Regions from separate parts of the Homo sapiens genome. Here region 2 is linked to region 1. Evidence: read pairs that join two places in POLR2A ChIA-PET (ENCODE). Cell type or tissue: B cell. All regions are shown on one strand. Links, peaks and the distances in the headings refer to the core of each region. The heading gives the core; the rest is flanking DNA.

Region 1 (5,388 bases), core at 245-5,244:
AGACTTTGATATGAGGATGATACTGGCTTTATAGAATGAATTGAGGAAGAATCCCTCCTCCTCAATTTCTTGGAATAGTTTTAGTAAGATTGGTACCAGCTGTTCTTTGTACATCTGGTAGATTTCCACTGTGAGTCCGTCTAGTTCTGGGCATTTTTTGGTTGGTAGTTTTTTTTTATTACTGATTGAGTTTTGCAACTCATTATTGGTCTGTTAATAATTTCAGTTTCTTCCTGGATCAATCTTAGAAGTTTATGGGTTTCCAGGAATTTATCCATTTCCTTTAGATTTTCTAGTTTGTGTGCATAGAGCTGTTCATAGTGGTCTCTGAGGATCTTTCGTATTTCTGCAATATTAATTGTAATGTCACCTTTGTCATTTCTGATTGTGCTTATTTGGGATCTTTTCTTTTTTTTTTTCTTGGTTATTCTAGTTAGCAGTCTATCAATCTTATTCATCCTTTCAAACAACCAACTTTATTTTTTTGATCCTTTGTGTGAGGTTTTTTTTTTTTTTTGTCTCAGGTTCATTTATTTTTGCTCTGATTTTAGTTATTTCTTTTCTTCTGCTAGCTTCATCAAAAAAGGTTATCATTGCATGGTTATATGTAGCTAAAGGAACATGAAGACAAATATGAATTAGAACCACAAGGATTTCACTCATTACTTGTACGACCTTGGATAAGTCATGGTGTTGGCGAAAATCAGTTTTCTTATCTATAAAATAATGCACTACAAGTTATCTCACATAGTGGATGCTATGATGTGCTGTTCCGATCTCCCCCTCAAGACCAAAGCAGTCATTCCCCATGCAGGAAGTATTGGTGGCTGACAGCTCTCAGCTGAGTTCCTCCCCAGGAACTGCCCTTAGCCAGTTCCTTCCCTGAGGAACCCACATCAAACAACTGGGCCAACTGGTTGATGAAAGGATATAAAAGTCCAGTCCCCTTTTGCCTCAGTTTGCAACAGCTCTGAGGGTCATTCTAGCTCCAGGGCTCCTCACTGAGTCAGCTGAGGACTTTGTTGCAACTGCATCCGCAGCTCAACTTCTTCCTCTGCTCACTCTTACTTCCCTCACTCCCTCACAGGTATTGATTATTTCATGGGCACTCCTCCATAAACTTTTCACACACAAATCTCCATCTCAGAGTCTGATTTTTGAAAACCTGAGCAAAGATACCTAATATGCCTTTTGAATGTTAAAACAGCAGTGTATATAAAGTACAGTATTTGCTATATTGTGAACACTCAATATTTGCTATTCTCTTCTCTTCCTCATTGTTTTGATCTGTTTTTCTTTCATTCCTGCAAGGATACACAACCCAGGACTTTCCACAGGAGGCAGTGTCTCCCCTTTCACCTGATCAAAACTCCTTTTTGCGCACAAATAATTAAACACATTCTTGGAAAGCCATTCATTCTTTGATGGAAGCCACCAAAAGTCTTAAGCAGCTGAGTGACCTGTTCATATTTTTGCTTTAGAAAGATTACCTTGCCTGGGCGTGGTGGGATTACACACCTGTAATCCCAGCACTTTGGGAGGCTGAGGTGGGCAGATCACCTGAGGTCAGGAGTTTGAGACCAGCCTGACCAATATGATGAAGCCCCATCTCTACTAAAAATACAAAAATTAGCCAGGCCTGGTAGCATGTGCTTGTAATCCCACTACTTGGGAGCCTGAGATGGGAGAATCACTTGAACCTGGGAGGCGGAGGTTGCAGTAAGCCAAGATTGCACCATTGCACTCCAGCCTGGGGCAACAAGAGTGAAAATCTGTCAAAAAAAAAAAAAAAAAAAAAAAAAGAAAGAAAAGAAAAGATTACTTTGGCCTTAGTGTGAGAGAAATTTAGGTAGACCTACAGGCTAGGAACAGATTTGAAGAAATGATGGGTCTTAACTGGAGAAGTAGCAATGAGGTGGGAGAGAAGGAGATCCATTGGAGAGTTATCTCATAGGTGGATTTTTCAGGGTTTGGTGACTTATTGAATGTGGGCTGTGAAGGAGAGTGGCCTATATACTATGGCCTTTACACTTCCAGTTCAGTTTCCCAGTAGATGGCAATGCCATTCTCTAAGAAAGGAAGTATAAGAGGTGGAGATAACTTAGGGGCAAAATTGAGAGCAAGGGGTATAAGATTATTTGTTGGCTTGGGATATGGTCAGTTTAAATGTTTACGGTTCATGCATATGGAGATTTCCAGGGGCTATTTGAAAACACAGAGCTGACTTTGAGAGGAGAAGTATAATCTGAAGGAAAGCAAACAAATATAGAAGTCATATTTTCAACTCCTTCATTTCACCCCAAGAAAGCTAATACTTAGAGACTAAAACTTCTAAGGGACTTACCATATGGCTAGTTTTTGAAAAGCCGTAACCAGAAACCAAATCTCTTGGGTTTAGGTCAATCCACCCATATCCTGATTGAGTTTCATTATGCTCTATTTACCTTCATGGTTCCCCAATCTAACAATGCCTGGCATACAGCAAGTGCTAAAAATGTTTGTGGAATGAATATACTGATTGTGGCCTTTTTTGGTGGGGGTAGAACTGGCCCCACACCTTCACATCATCACTGGAATTATGCCTCAGAAGCATCTTGGAAGTCAGCAGACCTAGGGAAGTCCTACTTAGCCATGAAATTTGCATTTCCCCAGGTACCTCCCAACCCCTCTCCACTTCCTCTGAGAGCAAAACCTCCGTTGTTCATGTCACACCCATGGGCAGCCTTTGTGCTCAGTACACAGACCTGATTGAGAAGATTGATAAAAGCAAAATAGAAAGAAGCCGTGATCTGGGTCATATGAGTTATACAACCATTTCCCTCTTATTTTACACTTGGGGAAACTTAAGCTAAGAGATCTTGTCTTAATTCATTAAAATTAGAGTTGCCAGCCCAGAAGAGAGGAAGGAGAAGTTTGGGACAGAGGAAGGCAACTAATACTTATTGAGCACTTACTGTATGGCAGACTTTATGTGGAATGATTTATTGAGGTTATCTCATTTAATCCTGATTTTAAAAATCATCCACATACGGAAACCGAGGTTTAGAAAGTTTACTTTTCCTGAGGTTCAGAAGCTGGTAAATGACGGTTCTGGAACTCAAACTCAAGGCTGTCTGGCTCCAAAGGTCATGCTCCTTCCCCTATACCACACAACCTCCCAGAAGCTTGAAATGTGGTTCTGGGTACTAGGTATAAGCTTGAAGACCAACCAAACATGCTCATTCCAGTGCTCTCTCTAGGAGCCAACAAGCCCTCCAACATTGCCCCCCTAGAAGGTCCTGCAAAATTGAGTTGTCTAGGGTTTGACAGAGTCCAGAAGACATTTTCGAACATAAGAAGGGCAATGGGTCAAGCCCCAGGGAGTACCCAGTAGTATCAACAAAGAAAGGAGAATGTGTATTTGACTTCCAGCCTCAGCCCTGCTGGTAACTTGCCAGACGGCCTTGGCCTGGCCACTTCCTTCCTGTCCTCCACCAAGATTACAGAAAATTAGGAAATGCAAATTTTATGGGCTTCCCTGCTGACGATTTCTAAGTCTTCTTTGTAGTAATCATTCCTATCACAAAGAGGGTGGGAAACGGTGATTATGGACCAGGGAGAGAGTCCTATTCCTAAGAAGTGGTTCTTGGACTTTGGAGAGGCAACAATTGGTTTGAGTCTTAACAAATGAGTGGGAGTTTGTTAGGTCAACGAGGAGTGGGAGGGGATTCCAGGAAGTGTAAAAGCTTGAGCAAAGGCATTGAGTAAATTCGGGGAACTGCTAGCAGTTCAGGAAGGTTGCAGCATTCAGTGCAAAGGAGGGGCCAAACTAGAAATTGGACAGGAGAAAATCACAGAAACCAAGCCACATAAGGATCAGTAGAACCCTGTAGGCTCTCCAACGAGCCTATCCTTGAAGGATTTAAGCATGAAAATGTTGTCATTATTAAACCTAGGCTTTAAAGAGGTCCTTCTGCTCTGTGTTGCTGTCCTCTGCCAGAGATAGCAAGACTGACAGAGGCTGTGCTCCTGTAGCCTGGGAGCCAGAATGGAGAGACACATTGGGCAGAGCCCGGCAGAGTCACAGGAACTTGTAGTCCCCATCTGTTTATTATTCATGGAAGCTTTCTCCTTTTCTTGATTGGATCAACAGAAAAATAAACTGTCGTCTTTGGCAGATGATTCAATGGGAATTCAAGGGTTTCAATGGGAATTCAAGGTTGAAAATGATAATGTACTCTGAGAACTCACAGGTCTATAAAAGGAGAGGCCTATACAAGGAAAGAAGAGGATGTGGTAAATGCAGAACAGACCCTCAGCATCTTGAAGGACCATCAAGGGGAAATAAGTATTGCAGACCTTTCATTAATCTGTGTAGTTAACTTTTTATTTGAAAATAATGTCAAAAGAGCTGCAAGAAAAAATTATTATTAATAATAGTACAAAGAACACGCTTATAAATATCCTGCAGGGAGGGGTCTACAAGTTGGCTGTGACTGTGAATACCTCTCTGTAATGTTTTGCCCATTTTGCTTTAATATTAGCTAGTTCTCTCTCTCTCTCTCTTTCTGTCTCTATTTGAACTATTATAGGGTAGGTTGCATATGGCATGGCTCTTTATCTTAAATACATCAGTGTAAAGAATTAGGATAATTTCTGACACAACTACAATATAGTTATCACTTAAGTAAATTTTACATTGATAACAATATTCTTGTCTAACCTACTGTTTGCATTTCAATTTTGTCGGTTGACCCTTTGTAACCATAATTTTCCCTCCAGGTCAGGATCCAGTCCAGTATTAGGTATTGCATTTAGTTGTTGTATCTCTTTAGTACCCTTCAACTGTAACATTTCCACAGCTATATCTTCTCCTTTATGACATGGATATATTTGAAGAATGCAGTCTTCCCACCCTTTCCCTTTTTTTTTTTTTTTCTTGAGGTGGAGTCTTGCTCTGTCACCCAGGCTGGAGTGCAGTGGTACAATCTCGGCTCACTGCAATCTCCACCTCCCGGGTTCAAACGATTCTTCTGCCTCAGCCTCCTGAGTAGCTGGCATGCACCACCACACCCAGCTAATTTTTTTGTATTTGTATTTTTAGTAGAGATGGGGTTTCACCATGTTGGTCAGGCTGGTCTCAAACTCCTGACCTCATGATCCGCCTGCCTCAGCCTCCCAAAGTCCTGGGATTACAGCCTCTCTTTTTTAATAGCAAATTCCTCACTTGGGGTTTTTTGGTATTTCCTTATGATTAGATTCACATTATGCATTCCCAGACTAGGTACTACACAAGTGACATTGTACCCTCAAGGTATCACATCTAGAGACCCTTGATGTCTTCTCATCGATAATGTTAATTTTAATCACCTGGCCAATATATTGCCAACAGATTGCCAGATTTCTCTA
Region 2 (5,388 bases), core at 70-5,069, 220 kb after region 1:
ATACTACTTTCTTTAGTTGATTCTAAGACACTTTTTTTGTATTTTGACATCTTTAATATCATTATGCATCTCATCCTTAATGGTACATGATGCCATCTAATAGACTGGGAAAACAGTACATCCATTTTAAGGACATTACCCCTTCTAACCATCATCATCCAATCAGTGATTGCGTCCCATTGATTCTACCCCTACTTCCTCTTGAATCTGTTCCCCACACAACTTCCTCCAAACCCCACTGCCCTGGACATTTATTTAGTTCAGTCTGGTTCCTTGTAGCTGTAACTAATAGAAACCCCATCTCAAAGTGGCTTTTCTAAAAAGTAAATCTATTACCTCATGAAATAGAAAATCGAGAGAGAGGGCAAGATCCAGGCTTGCTTGACAGCAGCTTCTCTTTATTTTATTTTATTTATTTATTTATGTTGAGACAGGGTCTCACTCTGTTGCCCAGGCTGGATGGAGTGCAGTGACACAATCTCAGCTTACTGCAGCCTCAACCTTCCAGGCTCAGGTGATCCTCCCACCTCAGCCTCCCAAGCACCTGGGAATACAGGCACACACCACCACACCCTGCTAACTTTTGTATTTTTGGTAGAAACGAGTTCTCACCATGTTGGCCAGGCTGGTCTCGAACTCCTAGGCACAAACAATCCTGCCTCAGCCTCCCAAAGTGCTGAGAGTATAGGTACGTATGTGACAGTATAGATGTGCATGAAGATAGAAGAGTGTGGAAGAAAGCCCCTCACCACCAACTCACTCCAGCCCCACATCTACATCTCCAGTGACTTGGAGAAGGTTTGTTGTAAAATTACACATACAGAGAAAGATATAAAACATTAAATGTGCAGTTTAATAAATTACAAGAAAGGCAAATACCTGTGTAATTATCATCCTAGCTAAGAAATGAAACTTTAGCAGCACCCAGAAGCTTCCCATATGCTGCTTCCAGATAACAGACCTCTCCCTTCCCAAAGGTAATTACTGGCCTGACTGTGATGGAAATCAGCACTTCCTTGTGCCCATACCACATTGTTCCAAATATTTTAGATTGATAAAATGTCTTGATATCCAGTAGAGCAAGGCTTCTCACTTTGCTCTTCTTTTTTGGTTATTCTTGGTCGTTTACCTCTACACATACACACACACACACACACACACACACACACACACACATGCACACACCCTTTAGGATTTTATTGGAATTACATTGAATCTATAGATCATTTAGAAATAATTTACGTCTTTAAAATATTGAGTGTGGCCTGTTTCTTCATTTATTTGTGTTTTTATTGCTTTTTCGTATCTTATAGCTTCCTTATAGGGATTTTGTGTATGATTTGCTATTTGTTCCTTAGTATTTGACTTTTTTTTTCTTTTTTTAGACAGGGTCTCACTCTGTCACCCAGGCAAGTGATTCTCCCACCTCAGCCTCCTAAGTAGCTGAGAACACAGGTAAATATCACCACGGCCAACTAATTGTTTTATTTTTTGTAGAGATGGGATCTCACTATGTTGCCCAAGCTGGTCTCAAACTCCTGGGCTCAAGCAATCCTCACACCCTTGGCCTTCCAAAGTGTTGGGATTACAGGCGTGAGCCACCATGCTGGCAGTGTTTGACATTTTTGATGCTATTATAAATGCCATATTTTTGAAATTTTATTTTCTAATTGTTTGATGCTTATATATAGAAATACAACTGATTTCACAAATATATATATATTTGTGAGATATATATATATTTGTAAGATATATATATATCTCAATGACAGCACAGGAAAGACAAAGTATCAAAATAAATATAAATTTTCAGCTTGAATAAATTTAGTTTTATGAAAAATAATATTTTTTCTTACTTTTCTCATTTTGCTACAAACCAATGAAAACACTCTTTTGGTGGGGGGTCATTCTAGAGTAGCACTGGCCCCCAGACTACATTTTGGAATCACTGATCCAGGACAAACTTCCTCTGATGCTTCAATACCTGCTTTGCCATTTCTGTCCCAGTGTCACTCCTCAATTTCCTGAGCATAAATGTCACTCATGCCTCTTCTCCCTCAACAATGGGATGGATCACTTCCTGCCCGGTGTTGCCACATCCCTTATGCCCATTATTATCTTAACACGATAACATGACCTTTTCACTGTTTACATGTTTCTCACAGCAGTTCTTAAGAAAAGGTTTATGAGGCACCATATTTGTTAAGCTAATACTTTATTTGTGGAGAGAAAATATTGAACTATATATTTTCAGATATATTAACAAAAGGAAATAGACTGTATCTAGGTCCAAGACAAATATTCGATTTTTTTTTTTTTTTTTTTTTTGAGACATGGTCTTGCTCTGTCACCCAGGCTGGGGTGCAGTGGTACAATCATGGCTAATTGCAGCCTTGACCTCCTGGGCTCAAGCGATACTCCCACCTCTGCCTCCTGAGTAGCTGAGACTACAGGCACATGCCACCACACCCAGATAATTTTCTAATTTTTTTTAGAGATGGGGTCTCACTATGTTCCCCAGGCTGGTCTCTAACTCCTGGGCTCAAGTGATTCTCCCACCTCATTCTCCCAAAGTGCTGGGATTATAGGTGTGAACCACTGTGCCCAGTCCAAATAAAATTTATGCTTCTTATAAAACTATGTCTAACACTTTCATATCTCTGATATTGAGTGCATCCTTCATTCAATGGCATATCATAGTTTGTATTTCATCTTGAGTGGTACATAAAACAATGGTGCATTTTATACCTTAGATTTGGTGAAAAAATGCTAGCTCTGACATTAGCATAGAGTTGGTACTCTGAAATGAGAACTCCCTGCAAGCCCATAGGCTTGAGCTCCAATCCAAGATCATGTACTAGACATGTGACATTGGGCAAACCACTTCATCCCTCTGGACTTCAGTTTTCATGCAGTAAAATGTGAATAACAAGGCCAGGTGCGGTGGCTCATGTCTGTAATCCCAGCACTTTGGGAGGCGAAGGCAGGCAAGTCACTTGAGGTCAGGAGTTCGAGACCAGCCTGGCCAACATGGTGAAACCCCATCTCTACCAAATAATATAAAAAGTAGGTGGCTGTGGTGGTGCGCAACTGTAATTCCAGCTACTTGGGAGGCTGAGGCAGGAGAATTGCTTGAACCCAGGAAGTGGAGGTTAGAGTGAGCTGAGATCTCGCCACTGTGATCCAGCCTGGACAATGCAGCAAGATTCCATCTCAAAAAATAAAAATAAAAATGTGAGTAACGAGCTCTACCTCACAGGACTGTTGTGAGGAGTGAAATGACAAGAGCAAAATGAGAATGTACATGAATATGTGAAAGGTGTGATTATCATTAAGAAAGATTATCTCAAAAACCTGGATTTCTCTTTACTACCACTGCCATCAGCAGCTCACCTCAGCTGGGAAGCCCCAAACTCAATCAACAGGTGTGTATAGCACCCATATTTTATTCTTCATGGATTTTTTACTTTCCTATTTGGCCTGTGCAAAAGCCCCCTTGCTTTACATAAGCCCTTCTGCTACATACTAAGGTATACTTACACACTGCATTGCTTATGTGAGGATTCAGAAGATATTTATTGAAAGACAGAATGATAAAATGTTTACAACTCCAAGAATAGACCTGAAGTGGACCTATAACCAGGGTCTGCTAGAGATTAAATGATTAAATGAAAGTGTTTGGTATTCTAGGAGACTGCTAGAACCAAATTTAAAAAACAAAATCCCAACATGCTTTCATGTTAAAAGCCCTCAACAAACTAGGCATTGAAGGAACATACCTCAAAATAATAACAGCCATATATGACAAACCCACAGCCAACATCATATGGAATGGGCAAAAGCTGGAAGCATTCCCCTTGACAACCAGAACAAGACAAGGATGCCCACTCCCACCACTCCTATTCCACATAGTGCTGGAAGTCATAGCCAGAGCAATCAGGCAAGACAAAGAAGTAAAAGGCATCCAAATAGGAAAAGAGGAAGTCAAACTGTCTCTGTTTGCAAACAATATAATTCTATACCTAGAAAACCCCACAGTCTCTGCCCAAAATCTCCTAGATCTCATAAGCAACTCCAGCAAGGTTTCAAGATTCAAAATAAATGTACAAAAATCAGTAACATTTCTATACACCAACAACGTCCAGGCTAACTGCCAAATCAAGAATGCAATCCCATTCACAATTACCACAAAAAGAATAAAATATCTAAGAATATAACCAACCAGGGAGGTGAAAGATTTCTACAATGAGAATTACAAAGCACTGCTTAAAGAAATCAGAGACAATAAAAAACAAATGGAAAAACATTCCATGCTCATGGATAGGAAGAATCAATATTGTTAAAATGGCCATACTGCCCAGAGCAATTTACACAATCATTGCTATTCTTATCAAACTACTGATGACATTCTTGGCTGGGTGCAGTGGCTCACGTCTGTAATCACAGGACATTGGGAGGCTGAGGTGGGCAGATCACTTGAGGTCAGAATACAAAATACAAAAATACAAAACTCAGCTGGGTGTGGTGGCCCATGCCTGTAATCCCAGCTACTCAAGAGACTGGGGTAGGAGGATTGCTTGAGCCCAGGAGGTGGAGTTTGGGACCAGCCTGGGCAACATGATAAAACCCTGTCTCTACTCAAAATACAAAACTTAGCCGGCTGTGGTGGCACATGCCTGTAATCTCAGCTACTCAGGTAGGAGGATCACTTGAGCCCAGAAGGTGGAGGTTGCAGTGAGCCAAGATAACACCACTGCACTCCAGCCTGGGTGACTGAGGGAGATTCTGTCTCAAAGAAATTAATTAGTTTAATTTAATTTAATTCATATGGAATGAAAAAAGAGCCCAAATAGCCAAAGCAATCCTAAGCAAAAAGAACAAAGCTGGAGGCATCACATTACCAGACTTCAAACTATAGTGAAATGCTACAGTAACTAAAACAGCCGGGTACTGGTACAAAAACAGACACATAGACAAATGAAACAGAATAGAAAGCCCAGAAATAAAGCCACACACCTACAACCATCTAATCTTTGACAAAGTTGGCAAAAAACAGCAAAGGGTAAAGGACTCCTTATTCAATAAATGGTGCTGGGACAACTTGATAGCCATATGCAAAAGATTAAAACTGGATCCCTTTCTCACACCATATAAAAAATCAACTAAAGACAGATCAACTAAAGATTAAATGTAAAACCCAAAACTATAAAACCCTAGAAAAAAGCCTAGGAAATACCATTCTAGACATAGGTCCTGGCAAAGATTTCATGATGAAGACACCAAAACCAGTTGCAACAAAAACAAAAACTGACAAATGGGATCTAATTACGGTATTTAATAAAGAGCTTCTGCACAGCAAGAGAAACTATCAACAGAGTACACAGACAA

The links. ChIA-PET counts read pairs that join two places held together with the same protein. Peaks named below come from ENCODE experiments on the same cell type or tissue, not always from the same donor. Only the 100,000 strongest peaks of a DNase experiment are listed, where the experiment ranks them.
Region 2: POLR2A ChIA-PET joins it to region 1 with 7 read pairs; 2 of 35 experiments call an interaction of 5 or more read pairs at or near these places.

What each region holds. Positions count from the first base shown.
Region 1 is chr1:160,662,242-160,667,629 of GRCh38, forward strand. No RefSeq gene overlaps it. Among named protein-coding and RNA genes, the nearest start is that of SLAMF1, 18 kb to the left of the region's middle. RefSeq lists enhancers at 3,180-3,239, 3,253-3,814. In B cell, for the core only: no CTCF peak of the experiment used is centred there; DNase peaks (open chromatin) are centred at 2,600 and 3,520; H3K4me3 peaks cover 2,106 bases; H3K27ac peaks cover 1,865 bases.
Region 2 is chr1:160,887,045-160,892,432 of GRCh38, forward strand. No RefSeq gene overlaps it. Among named protein-coding and RNA genes, the nearest start is that of ITLN1, 4.6 kb to the left of the region's middle. In B cell, for the core only: no CTCF peak of the experiment used is centred there; no DNase peak of the experiment used is centred there.